Linked DNA regions of Homo sapiens: region 1 is linked to region 2. The links are chromatin contacts, found by Hi-C or POLR2A ChIA-PET in ENCODE. All regions are on one chromosome and are shown on one strand. Each heading gives the region's core, a stretch centred on a gene start or an enhancer-like site at or near the end of the contact. The rest is flanking DNA. Distances are from core to core; before and after follow the strand shown.

Evidence for each region. A loop is a pair of places that touch in the nucleus more often than their neighbours do. ChIA-PET counts read pairs that join two places held with the same protein, here RNA polymerase II (POLR2A). Pooled maps may share reads with other maps.
Region 1: a loop to region 2 is called in a pooled map, with 4 times the contacts of the local background. The contact joins the promoter of UTP11 here to the promoter of AGO3 in region 2. A Hi-C loop is called at or near these places in 1 of 50 pooled maps. POLR2A ChIA-PET finds 5 or more read pairs at or near these places in 2 of 52 experiments (WTC11 and activated naive CD4-positive, alpha-beta T cell).

What each region holds. Positions count from the first base shown.
Region 1 is chr1:38,010,404-38,014,750 of GRCh38, reverse strand. UTP11 (UTP11 small subunit processome component) reads right to left here and starts at 2,017. Exons shown (of 8, transcript NM_016037.4): 1 at 1,886-2,017. The coding sequence starts at 1,948.
Region 2 is chr1:35,929,794-35,933,725 of GRCh38, reverse strand. It overlaps AGO3 (argonaute RISC catalytic component 3), which reads right to left and starts at 2,621. Exons shown (of 19, transcript NM_024852.4): 1 at 2,281-2,621. The coding sequence starts at 2,299. AGO1 (argonaute RISC component 1) reads right to left here. Exons shown (of 19, transcript NM_012199.5): 19 at 3,194-3,932. RefSeq lists enhancers at 1,434-1,956, 1,957-2,481, 2,482-3,005 and silencers at 2,119-2,458, 2,469-2,978.

The sequences.
Region 1 (4,347 bases), core at 768-3,267, 2.1 Mb before region 2:
GGCAAAAGAATGGCTTGAGTGAGGGGGTCGAGCCTGAAGTGAGCCGTGATTGCCCCACTCACTCCAGCCTTGGCAACAGAGGGAGACACTATCTCAAAAACATAAGTAAAATAATACCAAACCTCCCCTAATAATTTTAACTTTAATTACAGCAAAGGGAGGTTAACAGAGTAGAGAAAGCAAGCTAAAGGGTCAAAAAAGCAACAACATGAGGTGAGGCAGAAATCTTGAAATCTCTCATGTCCACCTGAATGTACAATCGCATTACAAAAGGAAACCTGGTATTGTATCTGAAATAGTTTACGTAATAACACATACACCCTCCATACAAAATATCTTCAGTAGCTCCCCTGCTGCCCTACTGAAGGATCTGCAGGATAAAGTCCAAACTACCCAAATATGGAACGTTTGTGTCAACGGTTTACCCACCTTTTCAGGATGGTCTTCTTCTCACCTCTTCTACACAGGCCATCTGTTCCTACTCAGCCATGGCCATGCCATGTCCACAGCCAGCTCTGAAAGCCCTCTGTCTTCTCTGCTAATCCAATTCCACTACTTACAACTGTGACTTTGGATATACTATTCAATCTCTTTAAGCACCAGATTCCTCATTTGTAAAATGAGGAATGAGGGTAACATCCACTTCAGAGGGATGTTGTAGGATTACATGAGACAATTGTAAAAACATGCAGGGCTGTGCCTAGCATATAGTAAGTGCTCAAAAGGTGATAGTTTTGGCCGGGTGCAGGGGCTCACGCCTGTAATCCCAGCACTTTGGGAGGCCAAGGCGGGTGGATCACCAGAGGTCAGGAGTTCGAGACCAGCCTGGCCAATCTGACAAAACCCCGTCTCTACTAAAAATACAAAAATTAGCAGGGCATGGTAGTGTGCACCTGCAGTCCCAGCTACTCGAGAGGCTGAGGCAGGAGAACCGCTTGAACCTGGGAGGCGGAGGTTGTAGTGAGGCGAGATCGTGCCACTGCACTCCAACCTGGGCAACAGAGTGAGACTCCATCTCAAAAAAAAAAAGTTTGATATATGCTATTAAGCAGGAAGACTGAACTGTAGTTAAGAGGCCTTAGTTCTATCCCATCAGTCAGCTGCACAACTCTTTCCCCTGTCTTCCTCATCTGTAAAACTAAGTTGGAGCACATATGTATGTCTAAGGGCCTTTCTGAATCAGATATTAAGCACGGGATTCCTGACAGTGTATCAACTGATTCTGCATATAAGCTTATTTCTACTCAACCTCCCTACACAGACACACCCACCATAGAAATCCTAGAACTGTTTACTCTGCCTGAATCTGGTGTTTGTAACTGGACAAGTCACCACTCTGGACCTCAGTTTCCTCATCTGTATAATGGGAATGGAAAAGGCCAACATTAAGGGGTAAGGCTTAAACAAAAAGCACATATGGCAGATCTTCATGAACCACAAGCCCAGCGTGATGATGATACCACATTAGTAACCACAGTCTCTTCGGTCAGGGCCCCCATATGCAGCAGGCGGAGCTGCCCATTAGACGTGGGATCCAATTTCAGCCCAGCAGTTGTTGCCTACATGAGCTCTGACCTCAACTCCTCAGAAGAGACCAGGCACTTGACAGACATCTTACTCAATCACCACACTGAAATCTTCCAGAGCAGGTTTTATATCCCCAAGGAAAGGGGGGCACCCCTGCTTTTCCTAGAACGGAAACGACAAATCCCCTCCACTCGTTCCCACGAAGCTCCGCCCCAGCCACGCCAGCGTCATTAACATACATTTACGTGCATTTATATACTATACAGTTTGGACCCGGATCCCACGGTGGCGACAGGGTTGGGGCAAGGGTAACACATGGCGACAAAGGCCAGCACTTGTGGGGCCTGTATGGTCCTACCTGGCTTCGCTCTCTGTGTTCCCGCTGCCGGGACTTAGCCGCCTTCCGAAAAGCCGCCGCCATGTCTGTACAGCCTTGGAAAAGATCAGTGGAGAACGCCGGATCCGCACTGCCTCTGCCGCCAAGTCCACTGATTCCTACCGGAAATAGGCCTAGCCGCCGGCGGTTTAGAACCGCCTACTTCCTCTAAGCAACCTATCCGGAGCCGGCTTTCAGGAAGTACGTCATTTAACAGAGGCAGTCACCGCAGGCTGCTTCTGGGAAGTGTAGTTTCCCAGATATAGTCTCGTGACTCTATAAGAGCCAGTTCTTATTCGCTAGCGCCTGTCCACGCTACCCAGATCTCGCCTTCGCGCTTGGCCCGCGTGGGCACCTGGGAACACGTGGCTGGCACTGGCCTCCGTCTGAGCTGGGCTTAGCGTGTGCGCATGTGCAGTCACTTACAGCTCGGCACGGGTTGCTGTATCTAGAAGGTATGTTTAAAGCTAGAGCAGTACGGATTTAACAGTTTTGGGGCTGGCTGGGCGCGGTGGCTCACGCCTGTAATCCCAGCACTTTGGGAGGCCAAGGCAGGCGGATCACGAGGTCAGGAGCCTGCCCAACATGGTGAAACCCCGTCTCTACTTAAAAAAAATACAAAAATTAGCTGTGCTTGGTGGTGCGCGCCTGTAATCCCAGCTACTCGGGAGGCTGAGGCAGGAGAATCACTTGAACCTGGGAGGCAGAGGTTGCAGTGAGTCGAGATGGCGCCATTGCACTCCAGCCTGGGCAATAGAGTGAGACTCCGTCTCAAAAAAAAAAAAAAAAAAAAAAAAAACACTGTTGGGGCTCAGGACTCACCACTCCAAAATATGACTGTGGGAGGCCAGAATATGCCACCCCAAAATATATATTTCTCTGGCTTGTTTCTTAAAGCTGGTTATGCTGAGAAACTGCAGATACAGGAGTTGCTCTGAAAAGCTGTCCTTCCTTTTGTAGAAATAAATTTATCACCTACAAAGGAAATCTACATTTTTAGTGAGGTATCTGTGTCAAGAAGAGGGCTGACAACTATTACTTCCTGAGAGATTTTATCTCCATAACAGGACATTTCCTCCTCTCACCTTCCCATAATATGTGTTGCCACCAGCCCCCAGAGGCCCCATGCCACTATTCTTTTCTGTAACTTGGGACACTATATAAACTTCATTCATCTGACCTGTCCATTTTTTGCTCCTCTACAACAGTGTACAGGAAAAAATATTCTATAGAGAGACAAGAGACCTTAAAACCATAACTGGCTCTGCCATTCACTTACAGGCTGTGTGACTTTTGGCAGGTTTCTTGACTTTAATGAGCATCATTTTTCTCAAGCATAAAATGAGGATAATAATAACATACACTTCTTGCCTCATATTGCTGTCAAGAGCTCACAGTTGAACTGAGGAGTCATATCTGTAAAGAGCATAGAAGGAAATCACCCAATGACAATAGCTATAAAGTTCTGAGTCCCTCACATCCCTAAGGGAATGGCTGGTTGACGATATGCGAATCAGAGGCAGTACAAGGTAATGACCCATGAGGTGTGTTCTGATGCCACCCCAGTCAAGGTAAAGTTAGATTCACTGAGCCTCCATCTCCCCATCTGTAAAACTGAGGTAATAATAATACTATACCCACAGGACTGTTTTGATGATTAAACGAAATATGTTGGTTTTTTGTTTTTTGTTTTTTTTTTTGAGACAGAGTCTCGCTCTGTTGCCCAGGCTGGAGTGTAGTGGCATCATCTCGGCTCACTGCAAGCTCCGCCTCCCGGATTCACACCATTCTCCTGCCTCAGCCTGCTGACTAGCTGGGAGTACAGGTGCCCACCACCACGCCAGGCTAATTTTTTGTATTTTTAGTAGAGATGGGGTTTCACCGTGTTAGCCAGGATGGTCTCAATCTCCTGACCTCGTGATCCGCCTGCCTCAGCCTCCCAAAGTGCTGGGATTACAGGCGTAAGCCACCGCACCCGGCCAAAACGAACTATGTTTAAAGTGCTTAATGCTGTTTTTATTCCTTAGCAAGTTCACAATAAAATGGAGTTACTATTGTTATTTTTATTATTACTAAACCTGCTTCTAAGTTTAGAGAGAGGATTGGGCACAGTAGAGCATTCCAGAGGTATTTGGTTTCTTTTCCACCACATGAAACAGGATGTATAATTGCACGCATTTCTCATGACAGGGGTCACTCCTCCAGCTCAGGAGCTCCAGGGAAATCGTCCCCTTAGTCCCCAGAAATGCCAGTCCAGTCGACCAGTGGGCCTGAAAGAGCTGAAAGTATGAGTTTGAGCCTTGCCCATTTAGGGCCTCCTGCATTAACAAAATTCCATCTCATTTATCACTTACCATTGGAAGACAAGGCCCTTTATAACCTGCCTCATGCCCACCTTTCCAGCCTCATTTCCATTAAGAAGACCAGCTGTCAGGCAGGGTGAC
Region 2 (3,932 bases), core at 1,372-3,871:
TTTGAGAACATTTATACTAAAATTTTAAAATCAAAATACGTGTCAAATGATGATTTTTTTTTTTTTTTTTTTTTTTTTTTTTTTTGAGACAGGGTCTTGCTCCGTCACCCAGGCTGGAGTTAGTGGCGCGATCATAGCTCACTGCAATCTCTGCCTTCTGGGCTCAATCCATTCTCCTGCCTCAGCCTCCCAAGTAGCTAGGACTGGAGACATGTGCCACAATTCTCGGCTAAGTTTTCTGTTTTTTGTAGAGGCAGGTCTCACTATGTTACCTAGGCTGGTCTCCAACTGCTGGGCTCAAGCGATCATCCTTCCTCAGCCTCCCAAAGTGCTGAGATTACAGGCATGAACCACCACACCCAGCCTAAATTATGGATTTAAAATTTAGTTGCACAGCTATGCTTTCAACTTAAAGCTAAGCATACCAATTATATACAAGTCTCAGGAATAATGAAAATTTTGTTTCTGATGACAATCTTGAGCCAAAGTATAGCTTATCTTCATTATTAGGCTACATTCAATCATGTATAAACTGTACTGAAGAAAAAACTTTACTTTTCAAGAGACCCAGGCATATAGTTGATAATCTAACTACACACTTCCCCAAATGTGAAGACAGCTAAATGGGTATCCATTTCAGCAATGGGACACCCAAAAAAGAAGAGGTAAAATGTATTTTCTGAGCTGTACTTGGCTTAGTTGTACCAGTTGACTAGGTGGTTTGATGTAACAAATGTTTTCTAAGACATTTCCCATATATATGGGCACAATATCATATGAAAAACCCTAAGGAGAAAAAGAAAAAACTTTAAAAACTTTTTTGAAATATCTTTAAAAGTTTTGGGATGATTAATAAAGGGTCTGACCTTCATGACTTGTTTTCCAGACTTGACAACAGGACAGTTATGTACAAAGATCACCTATGGTCCCAAATAATCACATCTCCTGTACAGTAAAACAGTAGTATGGTAATTTTTTTAAAAGGGCAGGACAGTTTCAGAAATACACAAATCAAAACTGAATAAGAGTCGAAATCTTTTCACAATCCAGACAGACCTTTTAAGACGATATGGGGGAAAGCGAAACAATGGAGCAGGAAAAAGAGATATGGTCTAAATTGATTAGAGAAACTTCCATGTAACAAAATTTGTAAAAAAAAAAAAAAAAAATTTGTAACTCTCTCCCCATCTCATCTCCCCAGTTTGAGTGCTTTTTTGCAACCATTTGACACGTAATCTATTCAACAAAGTTCTTAGCTATCGTTATGTCACTGGTTTCTTTTACGTAAGTTTTTCTTATATCAAATTGGCAAAAAGAGATATGGAATTCAGGAACTTGTAACACCATTAGTAACAAGACAGCCCCGCAAATATTTTGAAAATTAATTTACGAACTTGTGATCGTCTGAAGCATACTTTCAAATTTAATAAGCCAAGCATGATCATTTGTTAGGCAAACCGTTATGCAACACCTTTCTGTCCCTGAATTAATTACTTTAGAACCATAAACAATACTTTTCCTTTTTTAAGGACAAGTACTATCCATGTTGCAATTTTCTCTTAAGACTGCAAAACTGCTGCTCTTGCCCCCAGAGATAAAGCAGTTTTCTTAAATTCCAAATTTCCAGGAATATGACAACTACTTCTCTAAGGAATAGAGAATGAAAAAAAATATACTGTCAGCAATTTTAAGAACCACCTCCTCGTATAAGCAGGGATCCAGGCTGCTATGACATTTCCAAGCTCCTCAGAAACTATCTACCATGCTGCCACAAACAACAGAAAAGAACTCGAGGGTAGGAGCAATGCCATGTTGAATTTAACGTTGCACCAACACCTCCTTCGAACTTAATCTGAAGTTATCCGTTATCTCAGCCTATCTTCACAACTATCCTAAGAGGTAGGTAAGGGAGCTGGCTGGCTGCCCAGCCTCTACGGAACACACAACCTGGCTAAAGGACACGCACTCCAACTAGACAATGGCAAACCATTCTAAAGTCTAGAAGAAGGGTACTCCAGCAAAGAGTAATGCCGCCTAGATAACCCCAAACTTAAATCCTCCAAGCGTTTCCCCGCCTCGCAGTTTCGCCGACTCAGGGGCCCCCGGGGAACTGGGGCTGGGCTGCGGGGAGGTCGCGGAGGAGCAGGGCGAGGGGCGGGAGACCGAGCGATGCCCGCCCGACGCTCACCTCGCGCACCTGGGCCGGGCGGGAGGAGCAGGGATGCTCAGAGGACAGTAGCTGGGTGACATCCCCTACCTGGCCCAGCTACTCTGACTCACCTGCGGAGCCGATTTCCATTCATGGAGCTGGGGGGAGTGCTTCGAGGGAGAACGGAGCCCGCCACTGGCGGCAAGGAGGCGGCCCGGGGGGCGACGCGGCGCGACGCGACGGGCACTCTCACTCGGCCCCGAGGCGGGGGCGGCGACGGCTTCCCCTGAGCAACCGCACTCCGAAAGCTCTGGGCCGGAAGAGTCGCGGACGGAAAACGGCACAGGACTAGGCGAGAGGAAGGGGAGATGTGAGGCGCGGACAGAGGGGAGTCCCGTCCGGAAGTTGCATCGCCCGCGGCCGCCGACGCTCCCACCGCTCCTCCACGACTGCGGGCCGCCGCCGCCGACCTGCCCGGGGCCGCCCCGGAAGCTCGCCGGCGTCAGTTCCGCTGCCTGGCTTGCCCGGCGTCCTCGCCTCGCCTCTGGGCCCCGAGCCGTGCCGGAGCGACGTCGGGGCAGGAGCGGCCGGCGCGGAGGACGCCGGGGAGGTGTCCGGGAGCCGGGCCACATGCGGCGGGCTCGGCCGTACCCCGCCGGGCCGTGCCGGCCGGAGACAACGCGGAGGGGCAGGACTACTCGCGCCGCACGAGTGGGGGCGGTGCCTGTCTGCGACGACGTCGCGGCTGGCGGCGGGGCTTACCTGAGGAGTAGCCTACCTGGAGCCGGCGGGTGAAGGACCCCGAACTGCCGCGGAGGCCCCGAGCCGAGCCCGCTGGGGTAGGGCCACCCTCCTTCCTGAGCCCCCGCCACGCCCAGTCCGATCCACCCCACGCGCCGCCTCCTCACAGGCGGTCAAGTGACCACCGCAATTGACCTAAGTCCTAGGCTGCTTTAACGACCATTTTTAGGAAAAAAAAAATGTATTATAGTTTGGAAAAGATGACTAACAAACAGGACACTACACAAACATCAGATCGAGTAATTTCCATGTTTAAAACTCTTTAATAGCGCCTCGTCACACTTGAAAACCCAAACTCCTTTCCAGGGTGAAAACGCACGGCGTAAATGGGCCCCGCCTGTGCTACAGCTATACTGGTTGGCTTCCAATTCTCCCAACGGGCCAACCGCTGCTTTTTTCTGACTTGGAGCTTCTCTGCTTTTGGTTCCCTTGGCCAGGAACCCTCTCTCTCTTCTCCACCCTCCCCTTACGCCCTACCCCACAGCTTTTTTTTGCGTCTCAACGAAAGACATCTGAGACGCCTTTTCCGGACCACCCATCTATGGTGGGGCACCTGTTAGTCTACTACAGTATTGCCTTGGTAGCCCTTTGCCCAGTCTGTTATTTATTTACTACTTGTGTGCCCCCCACCTCACTTGAATGTCAGGCAAATATTAGGTCCTTAATAAATATTTGTTGCCTTAATGAAACATACTATTTTATTCAGGCTGAGGAATCATTCATAATTTCTCCCCATGTCCCTATGCTTCAGTAATACGGTTTTTTTTAATCAAAATAATTTTTTAAAGAGGAAAAGGAGAAAGAATATCCTATCTTCAGTTCCCCTCACTGTGGGACTTTGGATCAGTCACTTGATCTCTCTGGGCTTCAATTTTCTTATCTGAAAAATTGAGAGAACAGCATGTACCTTACACAGTTTGTAAGGTTAGGTAATATACATAAAGCACAGAGAAAATCCTCCCCAAATGTTAGTGAATAACAC